3 separate regions of the Homo sapiens genome follow, and all the other regions are linked to region 2. Evidence: chromatin loops called from intact Hi-C (ENCODE). Cell type or tissue: GM12878. All regions are shown on one strand.

Region 1 (8,000 bases), 88 kb after region 2:
TTTCCCCACTACCCTCGTCAGACAAACACTGCAGCTTGGGACAGAAGTGTGCCTCCATTTGGAAACCATAGAACAACCCCAGCTGCTATTCATTAATGATAGGGGACCCAATCGCTAGTTGTAAACATGCTACAGAAAAAATATGATCAATTCTAAGAGACATGCTTTAAATGAGACACTGTAGTGGTAAGCTGTAAGAGAACTGATAGATCACTATTCTACCTTAAAAGAGATTGATACAAATGATTGCTAGGCTTTGTTAAAAAAACTAGCTTTTCTTTTTGAAAGCTATTAGTCACTCTGAAGAACTGGATTCAAGATATTATCTGTCTTGTTTCAGGCTTTTATTTCAAAGAATAAGTTTATATTTTGGTTACTTATGTTAAGGATGGAATTAAAGTGAGTTGTGTGCTGCAGCTTCCTTTTAGCCAGTGTGGTGGTGATTTTGTGAATTTGTGATAGCGTGGGGCCCCCAGGCTGAAGCCAGTAGTGAGACAGCAAGTGTTCAGGTATTTCAGTCAGCAACCTAGGGAGCAGAGCTCTTCAGAAATGAATAAGCAGGATTGCGAAAATATCCCTAGCTGGGCCCAGCCTGAAGGAAATGTTTAAATACCAATATCTCTTTGGCCGTCTTAGAGGCCTCCCAAGAACAAAAATAAAGGAAACTAAGGGCATGTTTTATTGACTATTGGAATAATCAGGTTTTTAGCAATAACATGTAGAATATAGTAAGAAAAAAACTTACGTCAAATAGTAGAATAAACATAAAAAGTCCAAAGAGGATTATTCTTCAAGTCTATTGCTGTTTCAATTCAGTTAGAGTTGAATAATGGCATCTCTGGCAGCCATAAGTGTTTTCTATTATTAGCAGTGTTACCATATACTATCCTGACATTACTAAAGTAATAACACCTTGCCTAGGAGTTCTTGAATTTGAAAAAAAAAAAAAAGCCTTTAAGCCAAACAGCACTTGTAACTATAATGCTAAATGAAGATAATTGAGCTACTTCAATCATGCACTCAAGATATTAATAATAAACCTGTCTTTTAAAAATAACAATTTACAAATAAGAATCTTTGTGTGACTTAACATTGCATGTCTAATATATTTTCAGTTTTCTTTAGTTGACTTATGGTGACACCAACTTACCCATAAAGAATGTCTTTAGTACCTATACCTGCTGAAAAAAAATACTGTGAAGGTTTGAATTATATTCCTTACACATAAATTATATTATTCTGCTTCAACTTGCTGCATTCAAAGGGAAACTATTTACTGGCATGTGTAATTAATTTTAATTAACACACAGCCTCAGCAAAGGGAACCGACATGGTACAAGCCTTGGTAGAAAATGTTAGTCACACTCTGCAGCTAACTCTGAGCAGATGCATAGTTTCATGAAGAAAATATTTGCAACGTCTAACTGTAGCGAGTTTTTCTCCTTTCTTTCTTTTTCTAATTTTGAAACTGCCTGTGTTTATTTCTTAGAATCTGAAAAAAAAAAGTACTGTGGGTATAAAGGAACAGTTTCAAAAAATGCAGTTGCAGAGAGTAGTTTTGACTATTCAAACAAGTAACTGCCTTTGCTCTCAGTGTGTGTTAAATCCACACCTCACTGAAATCTTTTATAGGTAAGAGTATGAGTGATATGTGTTATACTACCAGATATTAGCCTAAACTCTTTTTAATATTATAAAATGATTTTGCTTCAGAAAATAAATAAGTTGCTCTATCATCACTGTACTAAGGAGGACTCCTTTTCACTCTTAAAAATTGTTGAAGACCACAAAGAGCTTTTGTTTATGTGGACTGTGTGTGGATTATATCAGGAATATTGTGAGTTGGTTGACTTCACATTGTTGTTTGAAACTGGCCATAGTGAGAGTATTTATACCAGAAAACTAGCAAATGCTAAAATCATAGCTTCTCCTTTTTCTAGAAAGTCTGTTGATAAGCTTTTATCAGCACACCACCAATTATATTTATTGTTAGAAATTAAAAATGAGGTTTTAAAAATATTCATTTATTTAAAACTAACCCTAATAAACCCATTTTATGTTAACATAAATTATATGTTTTACTTTAAAAATTATTGAAAAGAGTGGCTTTTTTTTACAGTTTTGCAAATCTTCTTAATGTGTAGTTTAACAGAAGACAGCTGGATACCCATATCTGCTTCTGCTTTCAATCTGTTACAATATGTTGTTTTGGTTGAAATCAATGATGAAAACCTGGCCTCACACAGATGTGTAGAAAATGGAAGAGTATTTTAATAGCCTTTTAAAATTGTGGATCTTCTTCTTTGATATTCCACCAAAACTCGACAAGTAATTGTTTCTTAAAAGTTAATTGCAATGAGGGATCTGAAATCATATCAATGAGCTTTCTATATTCTGCTACACTGATTCATTGGTCTATCATGCACTTTAAATGGATCTTTTACTTATGAATGATTTTGTAACATCATACATTTGTCATTTGGAAAACATTGGTTCACTGATTTACACAGATCTTCCAAATGTTTATACATTTCATTCTACAATGCTTAAAAATCACATTCATTAATATCCACCAATCTTATCAGAAAAAGGGAAGGTGTCAATGACGCCCATGGTGATAGATATGAGTTTTCCAAAACTCTAACACAAAAATTTATCATTGGCCACAAATAGTGTCAGTTGTTTTCCTTTAAATGACAGGCTTATTTTGTTTATTTTTGAGAAAATATCTGCCAAAAACTGAAGTTTTAGTAACGATAGATTGTTAGCCAGTTTTTCAAGTAAAAACGGAATCCCATGAAAAACAGCATCTGCTTCACCTTACAACTGCTTTGCTTGAGACAAGCACTTCAGGATACAGCAGAAGTGCTTGTGTGTACTTCTTATTTTGTGACATGGAATATTAAAATTTAATCTCTAGAAAATATTCACTTATAATTAATACATAATTATTATCTAGAATATATGAATCTAAATTAAAATTTAATCTTTGGATATAATAGAATTAATATTTTTAACTGCTTCATCAGGATATCCTTAAGTGAAACTTGCTTTTTTTAAAACTGTGATGACATAGCAGTGAAGGCTACAATGACCATCAGTCAGTACCTCATTGTGATGTTGCCTTGGTTTATGCTAGGGCACCCACCCTTGCCTTTGCACCATCAGTGCAATGTTAATATATTTGTTGCTCCATAAACCATGAAATTAAAGTGATTCTACACTTTGGCTATTTCAGTAATACTTGTGTTCATTGATAAGAATTCATTTAAATGAATATCTTTGAGGATTAGTTAGTACTGATACCAGACAAATAGAATCAAAACAAGTGTCATTCTTTAGACTTGTCCATTTTAGGGCAAAAGTATAATTCTGCAGATTAGAGTTCTAAACTCATGTTTCATGGCAGCAACTAAATATTTAATTAGACAAATTAACTCTGTCATTTTAAAATTATAGTCATTTCTTTTTCTTGACTTCTGTTATCCAGTAGACATTCAGCAATGCCAACTGTACAAAAGCTTTTAGACTCTCAGCTAGTGTGCACTTCTCCAGCTAATGCAGCACAATGATTTATCCTATAAAATGCTTCAAGGACTTTTTCACTTCTAGTTTGAAAAGCCCTAACAAACAATATTGGGCTTACAAAGAACATACCTATGTCTAAAATATTTTATTCTTTTTTCTTTAAATGTTCAATGATTCATCTCAAAATGAGGCTGTAACTTAAGTGGCATTAAAATGCTATTCAAGTGTTCAATTGCAAAAGACAATAGGTAAATTATATACATATGTTAAAAAATAAGAGAAAGCTTTATTTGTAGTTTTAATTTTTTGTTATTTATAGTTTTGTCCTGTTTCTTTGCATTAGATGCCTTCCTTCTAGGAGTCAGAGCACTAACTCTGACATGTCAGTCTTATCTTCTTCAATATCTTTAGATGTAGCTGTTGCAGCTAGGGTTGAGAAAGTTTCTCTTCAAATCTCCCTTTTTTAAGCCAATGAGCCATCCTTAAACATAAGGAAAATACATTTTCTTTTATTTTAGAACTACTAAATCCTAAAATAATACATTTTAGATAAAAATTTTAAAACTACAAGTTTTGTAAATTAAAGCATTGCAAAACAAGACAAAAAGATATACTTACTTCTTGTTGTGTCTGTACATAGGCCCAAGGGAAACTTTAGGATTTCAAAATCACAATGTATTGGATGATAATGAGGTTAACAAAGATTATAGCAAGCATAAACAAAAATAATTATTAAGGGTGTGGTAGAAGCACTGAGAACAAATGAGTTAATCTCAGAAAATGCACATACTCTCTTTCAAATTTCTAGTACACAACTTTACTTTCCATTAATTGCCAGGTAATAACATCATCACATCATGTCCCTTTTTGATAAACTTCTCTGTATATTCATAACAGAATGAAAGTGAAAAAAGCAAACTAGTATTATGACAATGGTTTTGATCTGGAGAAACATCTGAAAGGATCTTGGGGACTCCTGAAAGAGTCCTGTGTACCCCAGTAGTCCCCAGATAATACTTTGAGGACTATTGTGAAATGGCAGTTATGCAATACGTGATATAATGATTCAGTGGTGTCACATCAGCTTAAGCTGTATTTTCATGCAATGGGGGGTGTGCTTATTGCATAAGTAAGTCTGTTGGATGTTTCTCTTACTTGTGAAGAATCAATATTACATTGATTGCCAAATTTGATTTTTCAAGTCCCCTACACACTGTCGTAAAGCAGATGGTAAAGACAGAATACCTCTGAAAAGTCAAACTCATGTCAGCTAAATTGATAGATTTATCTTAGCATCGAAAGCCATGTCACTCAGTCCCCTCCTACTCAACCCCAATATAAAAACCGAAACAGTGATGGAATTTCCAGAGCATTTGTTTACTCCCTTTAACTACCATTGCTCTTTGCTGAGTGATGATGCAGGGCAGATGGTGTCAGGGAGAGAAATCATCAACTAGCTCAGGATTGAAAGGGGATGAAGATGCTAGAAATGTGTTGATGTTTGAGAAGGATGTGTGGAAATGAAGAAGTGACTAAAGAGGACAGCCTTATCACCAACAACATAAGCATATCCCTTGCTCTTTAATTCTGCCCCAGAGGGAAAGGAACAGGGCTTCAGTCTCAAATGAGAGAGCCACTTTTCTAGTCTGGGGTAAAGATATCATGCATACCTTTCCTTCCTTCCCCTCCACTGTGATAGATCTGAGAAGTGATGAAAGCCAAGAAATATTGAGCTGTTGGATTTTTTTTACTAAATGCTATGTATGCCAAGGGTTATTTGCTTAATATCCTTCATCTTGGATCAAAATGGTGAGAAATTTAAAACCGAGAATTTCCCTGAAACACTGGTTTTTAAACCTTCTCTAGTGAAGGTTTTTTTTTTTTTTTTAATTTTCAATTACTTGCAGATCAATGCAAGGTCCTATTGCACGCCTGAGCAGTTTGCAACTTGCATGGCATGAGACTCACCTTATGAGTTCAGCAGCACTCAAACTGGTCTAAACACTTGAACAAGACAGACTAGTCCACTGATCAGGGCTTGGATGTCATAGCAGTGTCAAATTGCTACAAGGGCTTCCAACTGCTTACTCTTTGTTTCTGTATTTTTGTCATTATACACTAGTAAACAAGCAGTTCTGGGACCTGAAGCAATGCTCTGTTATTGGCCATCACAAATGTAAGGTTGAATTTGCCACATGCACTGTCTAGTCAAGGTTAATTATTCCTAGACAACTATGACTTGCCATCTGTGTAGCTGTTGCTAGATGCACAAGTAGAATTAGTTATGGTAGTGTGGGCTCATCAGGTAGAACCATTCAAAGTGTATATCACTTATATCTCATAGATTAGAACACATGGTCCAGATACTTATTAAATTATTGGATAGATCAAATTTCCATTAACTATACCTCTAACACAGAGGCTATCATCTGTGTGAATATACAGATGATAGAACATACAGAACAAGAACATGCAGGCTCAATATTTGTCACTAAAGTTATTTTATCATTAATTATTTTCAACATAATCTAATTTTCTTCTACAATCTGGAAAATATTTGGATTTTTTGGCATGCTGCATGTCTGCTTCTTTATAGTGCCTTCTTTCAAATACCTGAATCATAAATGAAGAAAAAAAAACTTGAGAAAGATACAGTTGTTGACATTTCAACCTTCTTGCTCTTTTCAAAACCACCTTACCTGCTAACTTCTGTTGCCTCTCCCCACCAGAGATGATTATTAATTTTTTCTTTCACATGGCTCAACTGGTCTGACACTCTTGGAAAACAAATATTTGTTTCCAGCCCATGGAAACACACATAGTGTACTCAAGCCAGAAGTTCTGAGAAAGCACACTGTCAGGTGCTGCTACTCCTTTGGAGAACCTGGCTCCCATGAAAACATCTGAAATATAGTTCCGTAACATCATCTATTATTAAAAGATAATTTTTATTGCCTTGAAATTTCTCCTTGAAGAGTATTTCCTTACTGAAGTGTTTTATGTTTAACTTGTCAAAAATTAAGGAAGGCATGAAAGTTGCCTTATGGAACTGAAGGACTCGCATTCTGCGTTGTCTTTCCAGAGGACTGAATTAGTAATGTGTAAAAGTGGCTCAGAAAAAGATATCAGCATATCATCAGGAAGAGGTTTTTAATACTCTTAAGATTTTATGTATTACATATATAGTATATATTTTTAGTATAGCTTTTTAAAAATAGAATGGGCAACTTGTGAGTTAGCAAGCCTCCCCCCATTTCCAGAGCACTTTAGCAGAAGCTAGATAACAACTTATTGGTAGGGTGTCCTAATTTATCATCACTCTTGAGAGTAAAAGGGGACAGTATTAATAATTAGTGTGGGACAGCACTTGGCAATAAACTGGGACTGTCTGGGCAAAAAGAAACAAATGGTAAATCCTACCTGTGAATGATGTCATAGAAGAGAGTCCTGCCTGATGGGGGAATTTGGCTTAGGTGACCCCTATAGTATATACTCACTTGACTATTTTCTGCACTACCATTTCCTCATAACTTTTTCCGATAACTTATTTTGCTAATATTCTCTAAACAGGAAGAAGTTTGAAATGCATTATTAAGGATTAGATTTTAAATTATGTTTAGGAAGATTTATGTGTAAATTGTGTTATAATTCTTTTAAATCCTGTAACACAAATTAGCTTGTAATAATCACAGAAAAAAAATCTTAATGTGTGTGTGTGTGTGTGTGTGTGTGTGTATAGGACTATGTTCCAGCTGGCCTTATTGAGTGAGTGTTCTTGTTAATTATAAACCAGTCTTGAGTGTGATACCACTGTTTATTATTGATACCTTCAACCTGCTTCTGAGATTCTTCTTATGAGTTAGAGTATCCCCAGAATCCTAAATGGGGAACCTCACTTCCATATTCGATAAGCTGATGTCAATTACAATAAAGAGTATGAGAATTATAAGTTAGACAAAAGGCAAGATAGTTCCTTTGAGAGGAAAGCATGCCTTACAACTCTATGAGTTGTTTGGAAAGTTAAGTATTTGTGACAATAATGAATGAATAAGTACATATTTAAGCTTTCAAATAGCCATTGACAAAAATCTGAATCATGGTGGAATTCAAAAAAAGTTCATTATGTTTTCTTTAAAAAAATATGTGGCTAGAAAACTGTCTCTGAGAAAGATTAAGGGTAGAAATTATTCAACCTATAAGTGCTTTATTGAGCATCTGTTATGTATTAGGCTCTGAGGTAGGAGCTAATGGGTACAAAAATGGTCCTTGTCCTCTGCATTCATGACTCTAGTAGTGTATTGGAAAGAGATGGATATTTCTGTTAATGATATAGTATAACAAATGAGATTTCTCATGATCCTAATTTTCTAGATTTCTAGGACTCTAACCAGCCTTAACGTTTGTATAAGTAATCAGAAATACTTTGCAAAAACTCATATTTTGCAGATCAGGCTCACTTGGGTAGTGAAAAG
Region 2 (8,000 bases):
ACACAATTAATCTCACAAATTTATGAATGCCAAAGCATGGAGCAAAATGAAAACAACTGGGGGAATGTTTAAGGGAAATAATTGGACTGTATCCAGATGTGCATGTGTAAAACATCACCACTTAACTCCTCCCCCATATCCTGTCTGAAGACAGGGTTTTTTTTTTTTTTTTTGAAAATAAACTGGGGTTATTTGAAAGAAGTTGTGGTCTCTGACTAAAACTGAATAAGCAAGGCCAGGCTGGCCATAATTCTGTGTGTTCTTGTATTTTTGTTTCTTAATTAACTCATTAGGTGCTGATGAATCAATCTGCCTCATGTCTGTTTTTGGTGGGTGTTGCCACAACTTTATGAACTCTATTTAAAGATAATATGTAAGGGGTTTCAAGACTGATAGTCGATTTCTTTGAGTTTTTGGTTATAACGAACTGGAACTTTTTACTATTAGAAATAGGCAACATTATTGTAGTGTGAAGGTCATCAAGCTGGGACGTGAAGTCTGGTCAAGAGGAAAAAAATGTGACAACATTTTATAGTTTTTTTTTTTTTAACAGTCTGTCCAAGATCAGTTAGGGGAAACAAACAAACAAAAAAACGATTTCTCTAAGATGCTTAACTCACTAGATAAAGCATAAAAATGGAGATAATAATGTTGAGTTTGTGTGCATGAAATTAATTTAGGATCTGGCATCACTGGGATATGAGAAGCTAGAGGACAGGGTGCTCTGAAGAAATATTTTGCAGGTTGATGTCTAACCATCATTACATACCTTAAATGGTACTAGAGATGAAGTAATAAAACACACTTTTTCCCTCAAATGCAAATATTTCCTCAAAAACAAGATAACCAAGTCCAGCAATAAATCCAACTCATTTCAATAAAATGTTCTCCACAGACTTGCTTTTCTCCTACTCTGTTTAAGGACAAAAATAAAGATGAAATGAATTGCAATGAACCTGCTCAGAGGTACTCACTAAAGTGGAGCATAGAGAGGCCTTCTGCTCTGCATGCCCCTCCCTCTATCTGCATTGTCCTCAGAGACTGCCTGAAAATTCAAATTCTGGGCCTCATTAGGCACAGAGTCCTAAGATTGTGTTTCTGTTTTTATTCAAAGAGAGAAAACAAAAGTAGAAAAAGTTGAATACCCAATCTTTTATACCATTGCAGGAAGGCTTAAGGACCCCAATCGTCAGTTTTCCTGCAATTGGTGACTTCAATATGAGAATAGTATCAGCACTTTATTTTGAGAGTAAGTATTGATAATGTAGTATCATTCCAATTGTGCAGGTAATTATTTAAAGTCCAATTTTAATAATCATGACAACTGAGTATAGTTTCTATCAAAAAAAATTTCTTAGTTCCTTTACCAAGAACTGGTAAAAAGGCAACTTTTTAACTAAAGGGAGCTAGGTACAGAAAGGCACTGTCCTGTCCCAGACGCCAAAAGTTTAGTGGGAAGTGATGGCCATAGAGAGGGAAAGGGGATGAGAAGATCACTGGTTTCAGTATTAATACAGATATGCACATACAGCACCATCTCTAGATCATGCCTGTTATTCTCCATATCGTCTCCACATACTACCCAATAGAGATATATTTTATTTAGCCAGTTTTGGTTTCAAACACAAATAATTTCTGGGAAAGTTCAATATATTGGTTTCACACACTTTATGGATATAATATCATGATGTTGAAAATATTCTATATTATACAAAGTTTTTTTAACACAAATTAAATTTTGATGTCATAAGTGAAGACTTGGCAAATAAATACTAAGAATTATCTGTGTACCAGTATAAGGAAAATACAGTGATTCTGGGTTTCAAAACCCAAATACACTGAAACATTGTGGAGTTTTTAAAGTAAGGAATGTGCTTGGTCTGGCAGATGATAAAACATGTTAGTTGCTTAAAATTATTGCCAATTATTTTGGTAAATACATTCAAACTTTTTTAAATTTTTTTATTTTTTGTGATAGGGTCTCACCCTGTCACCCAGGCTGGAGTGCAGTGATGCAATCATGGCTTACTGCAGCCTCCACCTCCTGGGCCCAAGCAATGCTCCCACCTCAGCCTCCTGAGTAGCTAGGACTACAGGGTTGCACCACCATGCCCAGCTAATTTTTTTTTTTTTTTTTTTTTTTTTTTTTTGTAGAAACAGGGTTTCACCAGGCTGATTTTGAACTCCTGGGCTCAAGTGTTCCTTCTGCCTTAGCCTCCCAAAGTGCTGGGATTACAGGCATGAGCCAATACACCTGGCTTCAAAGTTTTTTTTTTTTTCTAGAGAATCAGCAGTGTAATAGAAATTAATATTCTAGTACTCAAAACAACAGCAATCATAACAATAATAGCAAAATCTATGTTCTTGGCTCAGTTACACTCAAGTAATAGCTTGACCTTGGATTAGTTGCTTTATCTCAATTTTATTTCTGCAAAGTAGCGTGAGGATCCCTATCCTGCTCACCTCACAAGTTGTGAAGTTCATTAGGTTTATTGTTGCAATGTTTTCTAAATCTTCTCATTAAATGATGTTAAAACCTACTAAGAACTCAAACAATCCCAGACACACTGATGGAGAATTTAGATATGTAGTCTGAATATAGCATCAGACAACCTGAACTGTTAAACAAGCAAAGAAAATTATCACAAAATAAACATGGAAAATATCATTACATTGACCACCATTTAAATTGCACAGTTCTTGTAAGACATACCCACTACATAAAATAAAACCCATCTGCAGAGACACAGCAGTTTTTCTGCAGTTGGGAGTTGGTGATTGAAAAGTAGGAATTTGAAATTAATTTTTTTTAGAAATTGAGAAATTTTATCCTCCCTTCTAAACAATGACCCTCAACACAGTAATGAGCAGCACAATCTGGAGGGTATGGTAATATCCCAGAATATGTCCCCAGGCTAGGTGCTCAGGGCCTAACTTGCCTTTTTAAGAAATTCATTGTTTCTGTTGAATGTTGCTCTCTTCATATTGTCTACTTTAAAAGACAAATACTTCTGGGATGTGTAAGCCCAGGAATGGGAAAGGAGGAAAAATCATCTTAGAGTTTATTAAGTACGGAATCTGACCCATGGACTTGATATGTGCATTCTCATTGCAGACTTGGGTTTGGGGTTTTACAAATGTAGAATCCAAATATTAGAGAAGTTCATCGCTTTCCTGTCACCCTCTTAAGGGAATGAACTGTGTAGCTGAGATTTGATCCCCTAGTTGGTCTGCCAGCAAGCCCATGTTCTTTCTTTTGCACACCCTATACCATATAATAAATTAATTCATGAGATGCTGTCTTTGTAACAGCTGAGAATTGGAACACTAAGAGAGCATCGAACATCTGGAATAGAAGTAAAGTGATTTGGAAAAAAAAAGGGAGGCTGGAAACTTAGTCAACACATAGGGGCAGCTCCTCTCACTCAGTGTTCATGCTGGGTCCTGAAGATAAGTAGGTTTTGCTCTTTGCCTCAGTGGTCTTTGACGGACTCTGGGTACTAAAGCTAAGATGGAATTGAGGGAAGCTCCTAATGCCTCCTTTATTTGCATCGGCAGTGAGATTGAAAGAGGCCCCTTCAGTGTGTGAATACCTGAAATTAAAGACTAGAAATATGCATTTAGACTGTTTACTTTAGGTTTCCTGTTTACATTTGTTCCAATTTTATTCTCTCACTGGGGAGTAGAATTGGAATGCAGAGAAAAAGGGGTGAGCACAAGACAAAGGGAAGTGAAACTCAATTTTGAAAGCAGAACCATTTTTACATTTAAGTTGAACTGTGGTTTTAAAACATTTAGCTCTCTATTGGAAACCATTGTGGGTGGGGTGCATTTGTAACAGAGCTTCACCTAATTCATTCTATATGCTTGGCAGAGGAAAGGCTGAAATCAGAGCCAAATTCCAAAGAGCCTCTGAGGGAAGCAAGGTCACACTCTATTCAGAATTATATAGCAACCTGGCCTAAACAGAAGATTTTTAATGTGTTTGTGCACTTAGGAATCATTTTTCTAGACTTTGGTAATTGTTTATCCATTTTGTGAAGTTCTATTGTAAATGTATTGCAAACACTGCTTCATAGCTAGATAAGAACAACTGCTGAATAATCTAAGTCAACTAAGTTTATTTCATAGCTGGTTTTGAAACTGGGAATAAAATAATATAGAAGGGTTTATTGATTAGTTCCACTGTCATAATAAGCCTGGAGAAATGTCTTAGGAGCCACATTTTGACTTTTTTGTCTGACGAATTTGGCCCATCCTCAAATAAAAATTGTTTTTTAATTCCAAGCAGTCATATTATGAACAGTTGTTATATTTTACATTGTTTTATAATTGGTCTCCTGCATGATAAAACTCATTTGCAAGGCAGAAAGGCAAAAATGTGAGAAGCAAGAAACCAATTTATTGTTAATCAATAATTACAATAAAAATGGGAATAAGGAGAAATGTGATTTTAACTCACTTCCTGGGAAGACATTCCAGAGTTTGGGGGATGACAGAACATCTTTTGGGTGCTTAGGGACCAAAAGGGAGTGAGGACTTCAGACTTTGAAGTTATTTTTGCTTACGACCAACCAACTTTACCTCAAAGTGCAGAGTGCTTAAAAGTTAATTTAAACGTCGGTTACAAATTCCAAGAAATGTGGAGATATAACCCAGAAAGGCAACATGACCTAGAGAGCTGAACAAGGGTTTGGGAATGTGGACTTGGTTGTTAACCCTGTGTCAGTTGCTGTTTTTTTTTTTAACTTTGTAATGATGAAATGCAGTTTCCATTCTCCTGACCACCTTAAGGTAGTACCAATCGTGGGTAAAATAATATAGAAGAGATATAATATAAAAGGGGAAATAATTTAGAAGGACAATGCTGTCCCCCCCTTTTGAAGATGACATGGATTTAGAGCAAAGTTTTGGTTATTTTTGAGAGGTCCAGAATCCAGGCATCTGCCTCTTTTGATACAAAGGCTGCTACTTCTTGCTTCTTCAAGGGACTTCTCACCCTCTATTGATGGTCAGCCCCCTCTCACTGAAGGAATCAGAATCAATTGGTGATAGAAAGTTTTGAGAGCATCATTTGCCAGCCTGGAAGTATTTTTCATCTCTACCAGTTGTTCTTTAACTTTTTGAAGTTCTGTAAACATTTAAGAACATCGTAGGAGTTATAGATGTTTTCCTTAGGCTATTGCACACATTCACAGATTGATTTCTGAAGACTCCCCCATCTTGAAGATTGTTCATGGATCATGGGTTGTGAACCCTAGCTATGGAGGGTTTGTGTCTCTAAGCTCTGAAAACCTCACCATCCAGGTTGTCCTCTCTGAGAAGCTACTCTCCATGGCCGAGTCACCTTAATGTTGAAAGGAAATATCTTTGCACATGATTTGTTCTCTTCTTATTCTGCCTGCCTCTTAAGTGTCAGAAGACCTCCCTGGAGGGAACCTCACAACTTTATGTCATTACTTTTTCCAAGGCTCACTTGTAGGTTTGGGAAGGTTTTCTTTTCTCCCTCTTTTCTTTGCATGAGAGTCTGTCCCATCTGCCTTTTCCCACCAGCAGTCCAGAGTGATCACTCTCAGATTTTTCACACCACTTACGCTTTGTATCAGCAATATGATATTCATTTTTCTCTCTTTTGGTTTATTTGTAAATTAATTTTTACTATAAAATATTTTAATACATATATAAATGGAGAATAGAAATAACACCCATTTTAATACAATCTTAGCATTATAATATACTTGCATCAGATTCTTTAGAATGGTAATTACAGTTACACAGTGAAGATCTTCACTGCCTCTGCCCTGAGCCCTTCTTTTCTTCCCTCCCTGGTAGTAAGTGCTGTTCTTTCCAAACGTGGTTCATCCTTTACTTTTAAAAATTATTCTTCTGGGTATAGACCTGATCTATTCAATGAGACTATATTTTCTTGAGAATGGATAGTAGCCTTATTTTTGTTTTTGTTTGTCTTCAGTGCTCAGGGGTCCTTAATATGTGACAGCAGATGCATGGAGGTGGGGTTGCGTGGCACTTGTGCCTCCTCATTTTAAGGTTCTTCTCCATCTTGTCCCTCAAAGATGGTTTGCATTGTTACAAATGTTAAGAAAATCACTTTTTCTCCTTTCCTATTTTTCTTCTTTCTACAGAAGAAAATTCAGATCATATGAGATTTCATGTTTCTCTGAATATCCTGTTGCTCTTCACTTCTCCTGTTTCCTTATATCAGGAATGATTCTTTGTCCTGGTTTCTCAGTTCCTTTATTTGCAGCTTTAGAGAAATAATCTTGCTTTAGGTCACCTTTAACTTTATTCAAATAGTATAAAGTAAGCAATGAAAAGGTAAAGACAATTAATATAAACCCCAAACCCACTATATATGTCTACTAAGAACAAAACTCAATAAAAAATATGCCTTGAATTCCAAAAGTATGTGTGTGTATGTATGTAATATGTGATTAAACTGACAAATTTATTTGCTTTCCAGAAATTTTGTTTCTTTATTTTGTGTATTTATACACTTTGAAAATCCATCAATTTGTCTTGGCAATTCTGATATTACTCCTATTTCACAAGTAATGAAACTGAGGCCAGGATGGCTAAATGACATCTCAGGTAGCAGAACTATTAGGAGTTAGACTAACGTCTCCAGATTTCTTTTCCTTAGGCTCAGGTGGTTTTCCTGCTTCAGCCTCCTGAGTAGCTGGGAATCCAGGTTTGCACCACCTTGCCTGGATTTTCAACAAATGGGACTGGCTCTCTAACCAGGAATTGAACCTGGGCTGTCATGACGAAAGCACCAACTCCTAACCACTAGACCACAGGGTGGAGATTTCTTCTTTTTTAAAAATCTGCCCCTCTTGTCACTGTTTCTTTTTATTGCTAAATAATATTCCATTGTCTGGTTGTACCACAGTTTGTTTACCCATTCACCCATAGAGGGACATCTTGGCTGTTTGCAGTTTTTTGGCAATTATGAAAAAAGCTACTCTAAACATTTATATGCATGTGTTTGTGTGAACATGTTTTAAATTCATTTGGGTGAATACCTAGGATTATATATAATTGCTGCATCATATGGTAAGACTACGTTTAGTTTTGTAAGAAACTACCAAATTATCTTTACAGGTGGCTGCATCATTTTGCATTCCTTCCAGAAACGAATATGAGTTCCTGTTCCTTTGCATGTTTATCTCTATTTGGCATTGTCAAGTTTTTTAATTTAAGGAGGCCCAACTTATTTTTTTCTTCATGGATTGTGATTTTGATGTTATACCTTAAAACTCTTCACCAAACCCAAGTTCCCCTAGATTTTCTCCTATGTTATTTTGTAAGAGTTTCATAATTTTGTGTTTTGTGTCTAAGTCTGTGATGCATTTTGAATTAATTTTTGTAAAAAGTGTGAGGTCACTGTGTACATGCAGTTCTTTTTCGAGTAGACTTATAGTTCTTTCAGCATCTTTTGTTGAAAAGACTATCCTTTCTCTATTGAATTGCCTTTTTCCCTTTGTCCAAGATCAGTTAACTAGATTTGTGTGGTCTGTTTCTGGGCTCTTATGTTGTTCCGTTGATCTGTTTGCCTAGTTTTTCACCAATACCATACTCTCTTTATTACTATAGCTTTATGGTAAATCTTGAATTTGAGTAGTGTCAGTCTCTGATTCTTCTTCTTGAGTATTATGTTGGCTATTCTGAGTCTTTTATTTTTCTATGTAAGTTTTACAAGCAGTTTGTTAATATCTACAAGATAACTTGCTATTATTTTAATTGGGATTGCATTTAATCTATAGATCAAGTTGAGGAAAATAGACATGTTAATGTAATTGAGTCTCCCTATTCATGAACATGGAATTTCCCACCATTTATTGAGGTCTTCTTTGATTTATTTCACTAGAGTTTCATTTTCCTCATATAGATCTTTTTCATATGTTAGTAGAAGCATATCTAAGTATTTATGTATTTATTTTTGGGGTGCTAACGTAGATGACTATATTAGCCCATTTTTG
Region 3 (8,000 bases), 170 kb after region 2:
CAGGCCCCCATTTCACAGATTGAATCCTGGTTTATCACACAGAAATAGGAGAGGCCAGGCTCCTCCCCACTGCAAATAGCACCAACTTCCCAAGGCTGCACCCTGTCCTCTCAGTGCTCAGGCTGGTGGGAGATTCTCTGGGGACTTTCCCCCTTATCTTCCTCCTGCTTCTATCACAATGAGAAATCTCAAATCTTTATTATTCTAACCTGTAATAAGTCCACAAAGACATGTAGAGTTTGATTTCTAGTGGTTTTTTTTAGACTGGCTATCTTGACTTCAAAATATCTAGGAATATTAAGGACAATGTGACAATTGCTCTTTTAAATTCCTGACTGAGCACACAGGAGGATGAGAAATTCCTGGGTAAGAAAATAAAAAGGGAGCTGGAAAGCAGAGGGCCTATGGTGAAGCCACAGCTGTCCTTGGGGCATTTGCTATCACTGCACACAAGAGCTTTGGATGTACTTAGACATATGGAGATAGGAGAAAATACTTCAGCCCGAAAAAATTGGGGAATTGGAACCAAGACCCCTACAGTAAGCCAGGACACTTAAAAAGCTACACCTTCAGTGAAAATGGTGAATCAAGAAAAATCCGCTTGCCGTTAAAAGGAGAAAATGAGGAAAGTTATTTGTCTCGGCTTGCACTGTGAATGGAAGGAGAGAAAAGTCTTTGAGAATCCATTTGTATAGGTTCCTCATTCTGTAATTTGAGATTCAAATATGTATCACTTACATGCGCAAGCAGAACCAAAGCTGAGAAATTAAAGTGGACCAAAGTTGGAAGCAGTTCTGGGAGCCTGTAGAAACATAAATACTCTCTGGAGCAACACACCCTCAAATCAGATCTAATAGAAGCCCAGCTAAACTTGAATACACAATCCAACATTTAAAAGGACACACACACACACACAAAGCCATCATGAGTAAGTCAAGAGAATAACAAACAGTAGGAAAGATTTTGGACTATATTTAAAAAATTTAAAGAAATAAAAGAGCAAATGACAAATTTGAGAAAGGAACACTTTCTAAAGACAAGTCATATTTTTAAAATAGCCAAATAGAACTTGAAAAATGAAGTGCAGTTATTGAAATTAAAATTTTATGAATAGATTAAACAGCTGGAGAGAGACTACATAAAATAGGTTCTACACAGTGGTGTGCTGATAGATGTTTAATAAGTAGCTGTCCAGGATGGGGGAAAGCCCTGTTCTGTAGCATTTGCTAATTTCCATGGTGTGAATGCTCCCACCATTGGTAGTCAATTTTAAGCTACCAATGTGACGTAGTGAACTGGAAAGAGACGTGTACAGTTGGTTCTCATGAGCTGGTATAAACCAGCTCCTATACACGATTGGATATATAACTGAATAAATTACCTAGAATGTAACACAGAAAGATGGAAAGATAGGAATGTATATAGGACACGAAGGACAGGCTGTGAAGATCTAATATATGTTTAATCATCATTCTAGAGGAGAATAGGAGAATGACTAAAATGTTTCCAGAACTGATGAAAGTCATGAATTCTAAGATCTAGGAAGACCACAGATAACATCCAGACATACATTATAATGAAATTGCAGAGCACCAAAGCCAAAGAGATAACCATAAAAGCATCCAGAGAAAAAATATATCAACTACTAAAGAACAACAGTTCAGACTTCTTAAGAGCAAAAGTGGAAACCAGAAATAATGGAATCATCTTCAAAGTACAGAGGGAAACACTGCCAAGCTACAGCTGAATACCTAGTTAAAGGATTATTTTAAAGTGAGGCCTAATAAAGACACTTTCAGGCAGCAAAAACAGTTTGCCATCAAAGATAAAAGGAACGAAACGAAAAAATGTACTTTAGGAAGAAGGAAAATGATCCAGAAGGAACATGGACAAAGAAGTGGGTAAACATTTAGGTAAATCTAAGCCAATATTAAAACAACAAGAATAATAGTAATGTATGGTGATTAAAAGCCATCTGAACAGTTTTATTTTCTCACAAATACTAAACAGCACTTAATTTAATTACATTGCCATGTAGAAGTTTTAACCATATTTTGTTCATTTTTGACTTATAAAACAATCAGGAAAAAACAGTAAACATTGTTATATAAGATTTACTTATTTTAATCCAAGTTACACTTTGCTAAACATACTGAAAATTTGACGGGGTTTTAAATTTGTAATGAAAGAGCCATAGACTCCTCAGAATTTTTTTTTTAATTGTGTTGATCTTGCACATTCTATTATGATTCCAGGTCATTACCTAAGCAAGGATTTCCAATTTAGGCTGAGCTGGGAAAGACATTATTATATTAAAGTTTATGGTTATGAAAACTGTACCCCCACAACACTGGAAGTACAGGACCTTTGTTTCTCTCCACCCACATGCTGGTGACTTTTTACCACTAGGAGAGTTATGTACTCACTGTGACTCACAGAAAAAGATAAGGTTACTTTATACTATCTCTCAATAAATGGAGCCAAGGATCCTTGGAGAAATTCCAGGACTGGGGCAGAGAAAGTACAAGATGAGCCTGGAATGTCTCATGATGCTAGAAAGTAAGGAAGTGCTCAAAACCTTATGGGGATATATGTGAAAAAGATACAAGAGGCAAATTACAGGAGGCTCCCAATGACTAAATCTGGGACAATTTCAGAAATAAAATAATGACAGTAATGGATTATAATCCATAGAATAAAATAAGAATCCATACTTACATAAATAAACAGTTGAATGAGTAATTATATGAAGGAGAAGGGAAAGCTGTTCCTCATAATTAATTAATTTAGAAGAGAAGATCAAAATTTAAAAATCACCATTTGCAAAACATCACAGTAATAGTTTCTCTTAAGAATCATCAATGGATGTTAAAATGAGTAGGTAAAAGTATGATGAGAAACAGGATATTCACATAGCCTCAAATATCACCCGCAAGATACTTATTAATTTCAAAGGAGAAAAAATAGAAACTTTACAGTGGAGAAACCTGGAAGACACCATCTTAACCAAATGATCAAAGTTAACATCACTAGTAATGAGACAGATCGACATCACATGTCTCCTGATGTAATGCACTGAGAAAGACACACCATTTATGTGGCGTGTTTTTGCTAAAAATGCACAACCTGAAATTAATAACGAGGAAACATCAAATTGAAGGACACTGTACAAAATAACTGGTCAATACTGTACAAAATTATTAGGGTCATAAAAGATGAAAAAAGACTGAGGTATTGCTCCAAATTAAAGGAGACTAAAGAGGCATAACTAAATGTAATACATGATTGAGGATTAGATCCTGGGTCATAGTATTACAATGTCAATTTCCTTATCTTGATCATTGTTGTGTAGTTTTGTAAGATACTAACATTCGAAGAATCTGGGTGAAGGATGTACAGGAATTCTTTGTATTAATTTTCAACCTTTTAATAAGACAAATTATTTCAAGATGAAAATTATTTTACAAATCAAAGATAGTGTTAATGATAGCTTCCTTAGACCTCTCCATCCTCCCATATTCTAAGAAAGGCCATTTATATGTTACCTCCAGTTCTGTCCACAGACATCAATGCATGGCTTCAGGAAAAGTGGGCCAAGTGCAATGCTGAACAGGAAGGAAACAGTTTGAGTCTGAAGCACAAGGTTCCTACTGTGCTGAATCAGTGTGGTAGAGGCTATTAAAATGCCATCTTTTCCTACCTCCCACTCCTCTCCTTCTTCTGCCTTCATACCCTACATCCCAGACCGCTTTTAATCCTATTGGGAGGGTATACAGAGAGAAATAAAGAAAAAATAATAATGAATGGCTGTGTTCTTTGGCACATGAATAGCAGTTTCCCTTTCGGGACTTCAAGAATAAAAAATGAGAGGCTTTAAATCTTGCTAACTTGTGCAAGAATGTGCGCGTGTGTATATGTGTGTGTGCGTAGGTAAAAATGTAAATGACCACTATGGAAAGAACAATGCTAGCTTTTAAAATCTACTAAAGTAAAAGAAATAATTATTCCTGAATAAGGTATGTCAAACACCAGTGGGAAGAAAGAAGAGCGGGTTATTTTGTTTAGAGCTGGATGAATTAGGAAAATCCCTTTTTACAGCTAACTCAGAGATGAGCTGTTGTTGCCAAGATGTGGTTTATCAAACATCTAGGCTATCTCACAGGATGTGAGTTGGTTTAGCTTTGTAAAATAGCTCTATTTTTATTTTAGCCAAATCTCTACAAGACTCTCAGTCAGCTCCCTCCCCCACCAGAATGAAACAGCAACAACAGCAGTGAAACCTGACTGAAACAGCAGAGTAAATGTTGGCCAGAAGCCTGCTGTGATCCAGCCTGGCTTTTAGAAGGAGTCTCTCTCAGTTTGATTCATTGCTTCTCACAAGCCAGCTCCAGACTGCTTTTCTTGAGATAAAATAAGTTGTAGAAGTATAAAGGGAATGTTGCCACTGGTAATTCTTTTTACTTAAGATAATAAAAAGCACATAAAATTTCCATGCTCATATTTGACTCCTTTCCGGGTCTCCCTTCCTGATTCTAACACACTGTGGAAATGGTGCAAGGAAAAAAAAGCCACAGACAGAGTAGTCGGTATGATTTCAGACCACATGACTCATTACTTGTGCTTCTTTCTGGAGCAGTCTGTTTTCTGTGAGCTGGCTTCACTCTGGTTAATCACTTAGCATGGTGAGATTTCACCTGGTTGCCCCTCTGGTGGCTCAGACGGGGCCTGGGGCATCACTGAATTTATACTGAAAATCAGATGGGCATCTGAACAACTCCCACAAAACACACACACACACACACACACACACACACACACACATTTAATCAGCATCAAGTAGTGCAGTTTCCTTTCTAAGTGATGGGAGCTGCTGGCTGTTGTTTTTGGCTTGAGGCCGCATAGACCAGCCAGCCGTTGTGTAAGCATGGTCTGTCTGAATTGCTTTGGGGCTGTCTTCTTAGAAATCTTCTTGCTGTTCATTATTTTGCCAGCAAGCCATAACTATTACTTTTTTTTTAGATTCCTCAATCTATGTTTTCTCTACTGTAAGATAGTAAAATGTAGAGAATCAGGGAGCCCTATAAATCTTGAAGATTTTTTTTGTCTTAATTTCTTTAATTTGAGATTGGCATTTAAAACCATTGTAGAACTTGTGAACTTGCTAAGTTTAAACTACAATTTGGAGTAGGGAGTAATAACCAAACTGTTCTTCTCATGTTGTTTTAAAAGCTTCTGGTGTATATGCCTTTTTATTTTTTACTCATCATACAGTCTATTCAGAAAAATAAAAAAAAAAAAACCTTAAGTAGCTCTTGGCAGAAGGTCAAAACCAGCATTTCAGGGAAGGTATTTAAAAGTCTTTTAAGTGTGGGCTATTTGTATAAGCAATATCTGCACGTTTCTTATGACTGGGAAGGACTATTTTCACAGTCTTTCATGGAAATATTTCTAGACAATTTTCTGCGGCTCTTTTCCCTGAGCTCATTTATTTGCTTTTGCTTCAGAACACAGCATTTTAATGAGCAGTTTTATGAGCCTAACCTGCGTTCTGCAAGCTCCACATGACTGGATTCCTGTTGCACATAACCTTTGCCCTATTTTCCATTAAAACACAAGACTTTCCTATAATCAACTGTATACTATGACCTTGGAGGAAAAAAATGCAACAGATAGTTTAGTCTACTATTTAGTCTACTTTAGCACACTAAAATTGATTTTTTTAAAAAAATTAGTTGTTTCCTTATAATTTTTAAAAGTGTACATATTAGTATTTTCATCACAAATTTATTTTGTAAGATGCCTAATTCAATATTACCATATCCCTCTGGGTAAATAACTCATTTAGCTATCTTTATAATCCACTGAGGGATGTACAAAGGTAAGATGAACCCCAAATCAATTTGGAATTATGAACATTCAAAACAAAATAAAATGCAAAGTTTTCTATCTCCACTTGGTCTTACATATAATAATAGGTGTCAGGAAGTTCCTTCTTATAGCAAAGCTAAATCATCATCTGATGCATTTTGACTCCTCTTTGTGCTTTAATTCAAATGTAAAACAACTATTTTTCACTTTATAGATAGTATCCTACTATTTTTATATAGAATAACTTTCTCTTGTATACCCTGAGACATCCAAATTTGTTTACTTTTACTTCCAGTATTTTAATCCGTTTTCTTAATATCTGCTAAATATTCAAGCTCTCCCTTTCATTTGAGCAGTAGAGCCTCAGGCAAAATGCAGAGCCCCTGCAAGGGTCTAACAAGTGCTAAGAACAATGGAGCTATTGTTGTGTAACACACCCAGCTCCCCTCTGGATCATGCATTCCAGCCATGTTTGCCTTTTAAAACTACACTATGGATTTAAGGTAGTCTGCGGTTGCTTGTAACACCTTTGCTCTTTTTCTGCCCTGCTTACTTTAGCCAATCTGTCCTCATCTTATAATTCTGTTTACATTTTCTTCTTAGGACAAGGAAGGCACTCTTTAAAACAGAGTGCAGTAAGTTTAGGGCAAATGAAAGGAAATCTACTTCACATAGCAGGTTATAAACTTGTGGAACTCATTAGTCCCAAAAGGTGGGACTGGCAGGAAATGTAAATGAATTCAGAAATCTTTTAGCCAGATTTATGAATGAGAGCCACAAATGGCTACTAAGAAAACTGGGGCTATACCTGACTTTTACAACAGAAGTCAGAGAACAGCTTTGAGCTCCCGCACAGGATGACTCTTGAGACTTATTGGGGTGGCTGACCTTGGGTCTGGCCCACTATGGGATTTCCTGAGCATCCTGTGTCCCTTCTGCACTTGTTCTCGTTTCACTGGGTCTCAGAAAGAACCAGTAAGGCTTATGTGGGAGGGGCAACTTTCTTTTTAAAGTAGAGACTAGAAGAAAGCTTCGTAACTTCTCCTTTCCCGTTCAACCATTTGCCTACCTTAGTGCCAATTATGACGGTCAGGGAATGGTGATGTCTGTCTAGTAGAAACTAGCTGAGATCACATTTGAATGTTAAAACATAGATACTTTCTTTTACGCTAAGTCAGACACTTCTTTTTCCTGGGAATTTTCAGGCCTGAGACCATAAATAGCATTTTTATTTCATCCTGTACTCTATCCTCAGTAGAACCTTCAATCACTTAACTCCCCTGCTTTTCCCAGACTTATATCTCTTTACTGCAGGGTTCTCAAACTGGAGTACTTAAAAAATGCAAATGCTCCTGGCTTCACCCCAGACCAATTAAATCATAATATTTGAGGGTGGAGCCCAGGTATCAATAGTCTTTAAAGCCATCCCAGGTAATTCTCCCAGCAGCCAAGTTGAGAGTCTTGACCTGACAAGTAGTGTTAGGTTCTCTCCTTACCCTGAGCTCCCTGTTTGGCATCTCAGTGTTGTCTGTGACATCATTCTGCAATAGCCACCTCTCTATGTTAAATGTTTATTAGTGATTATGGTGAAGCTTTCTACACAAGTCATCAGTGCTAGGTCTTTATGCTTTTTCTGTCCTTCCAACCGTGAACGCTTAGTAAAAGAAAACTTGCTGCAAAATCTGGACCATTGCAAATACCCAACACTTATAAGACCCTGCCCTCCTTTCACTCACCTCTTTGTTGACTAGCCAATCACCTGCTCCAAAAATGATCTTCCATCACATCTGTCCCTCACTTTTCCTGTAGGCAAGAATGTCACCTCTTAAGAGAATACAGAAGCCAACCAGAAGAAGCTGCCCAATACCTTTATCTTTACCTCAGCTGAGCATTCTTCCACCATTCTCTTCTTATTCTTCCTTTAAATTGTTAAAAAGAAAAATTCCACTTTCACTTATTAAATATGATTGAGTACCAACTGTGTGTAATACATTAAAATACAGGGGAGAAGACCTATTAGAAAGCAATTAACAATAATACATGAAAAGAATATAAAGCCTTAACGATAAGAAATGTTTAATAAGCTATGAGTGTCTAGGAAAGAGGGATCATTTGGGCCAGGTCTTGAATAA

The links. Hi-C counts contacts between places; a loop is a spot of excess contacts. Peaks named below come from ENCODE experiments on the same cell type or tissue, not always from the same donor. Only the 100,000 strongest peaks of a DNase experiment are listed, where the experiment ranks them.
Region 1: a loop joins it to region 2, with 2.7 times the contacts of the local background. A loop is called at or near these places in 2 of 110 quality-filtered maps.
Region 3: a loop joins it to region 2, with 3 times the contacts of the local background. A loop is called at or near these places in 9 of 110 quality-filtered maps.

What each region holds. Positions count from the first base shown.
Region 1 is chr1:172,269,324-172,277,323 of GRCh38, forward strand. All of the region lies in intron 15 of DNM3 (dynamin 3), which reads left to right. Among named protein-coding and RNA genes, the nearest start is that of DNM3OS, 130 kb to the left of the region's middle. In GM12878, no CTCF peak of the experiment used is centred here; no DNase peak of the experiment used is centred here; H3K4me3 peaks cover 499 bases; H3K27ac peaks cover 1,800 bases.
Region 2 is chr1:172,181,648-172,189,647 of GRCh38, forward strand. All of the region lies in intron 14 of DNM3 (dynamin 3), which reads left to right. Among named protein-coding and RNA genes, the nearest start is that of DNM3OS, 41 kb to the left of the region's middle. In GM12878, no CTCF peak of the experiment used is centred here; DNase peaks (open chromatin) are centred at 84 and 3,774; H3K4me3 peaks cover 1,108 bases; H3K27ac peaks cover 2,677 bases.
Region 3 is chr1:172,354,342-172,362,341 of GRCh38, forward strand. All of the region lies in intron 17 of DNM3 (dynamin 3), which reads left to right. Among named protein-coding and RNA genes, the nearest start is that of C1orf105, 62 kb to the right of the region's middle. RefSeq lists enhancers at 4,473-4,552, 6,033-6,659. In GM12878, no CTCF peak of the experiment used is centred here; DNase peaks (open chromatin) are centred at 1,200 and 4,260; H3K4me3 peaks cover 1,205 bases; H3K27ac peaks cover 7,696 bases.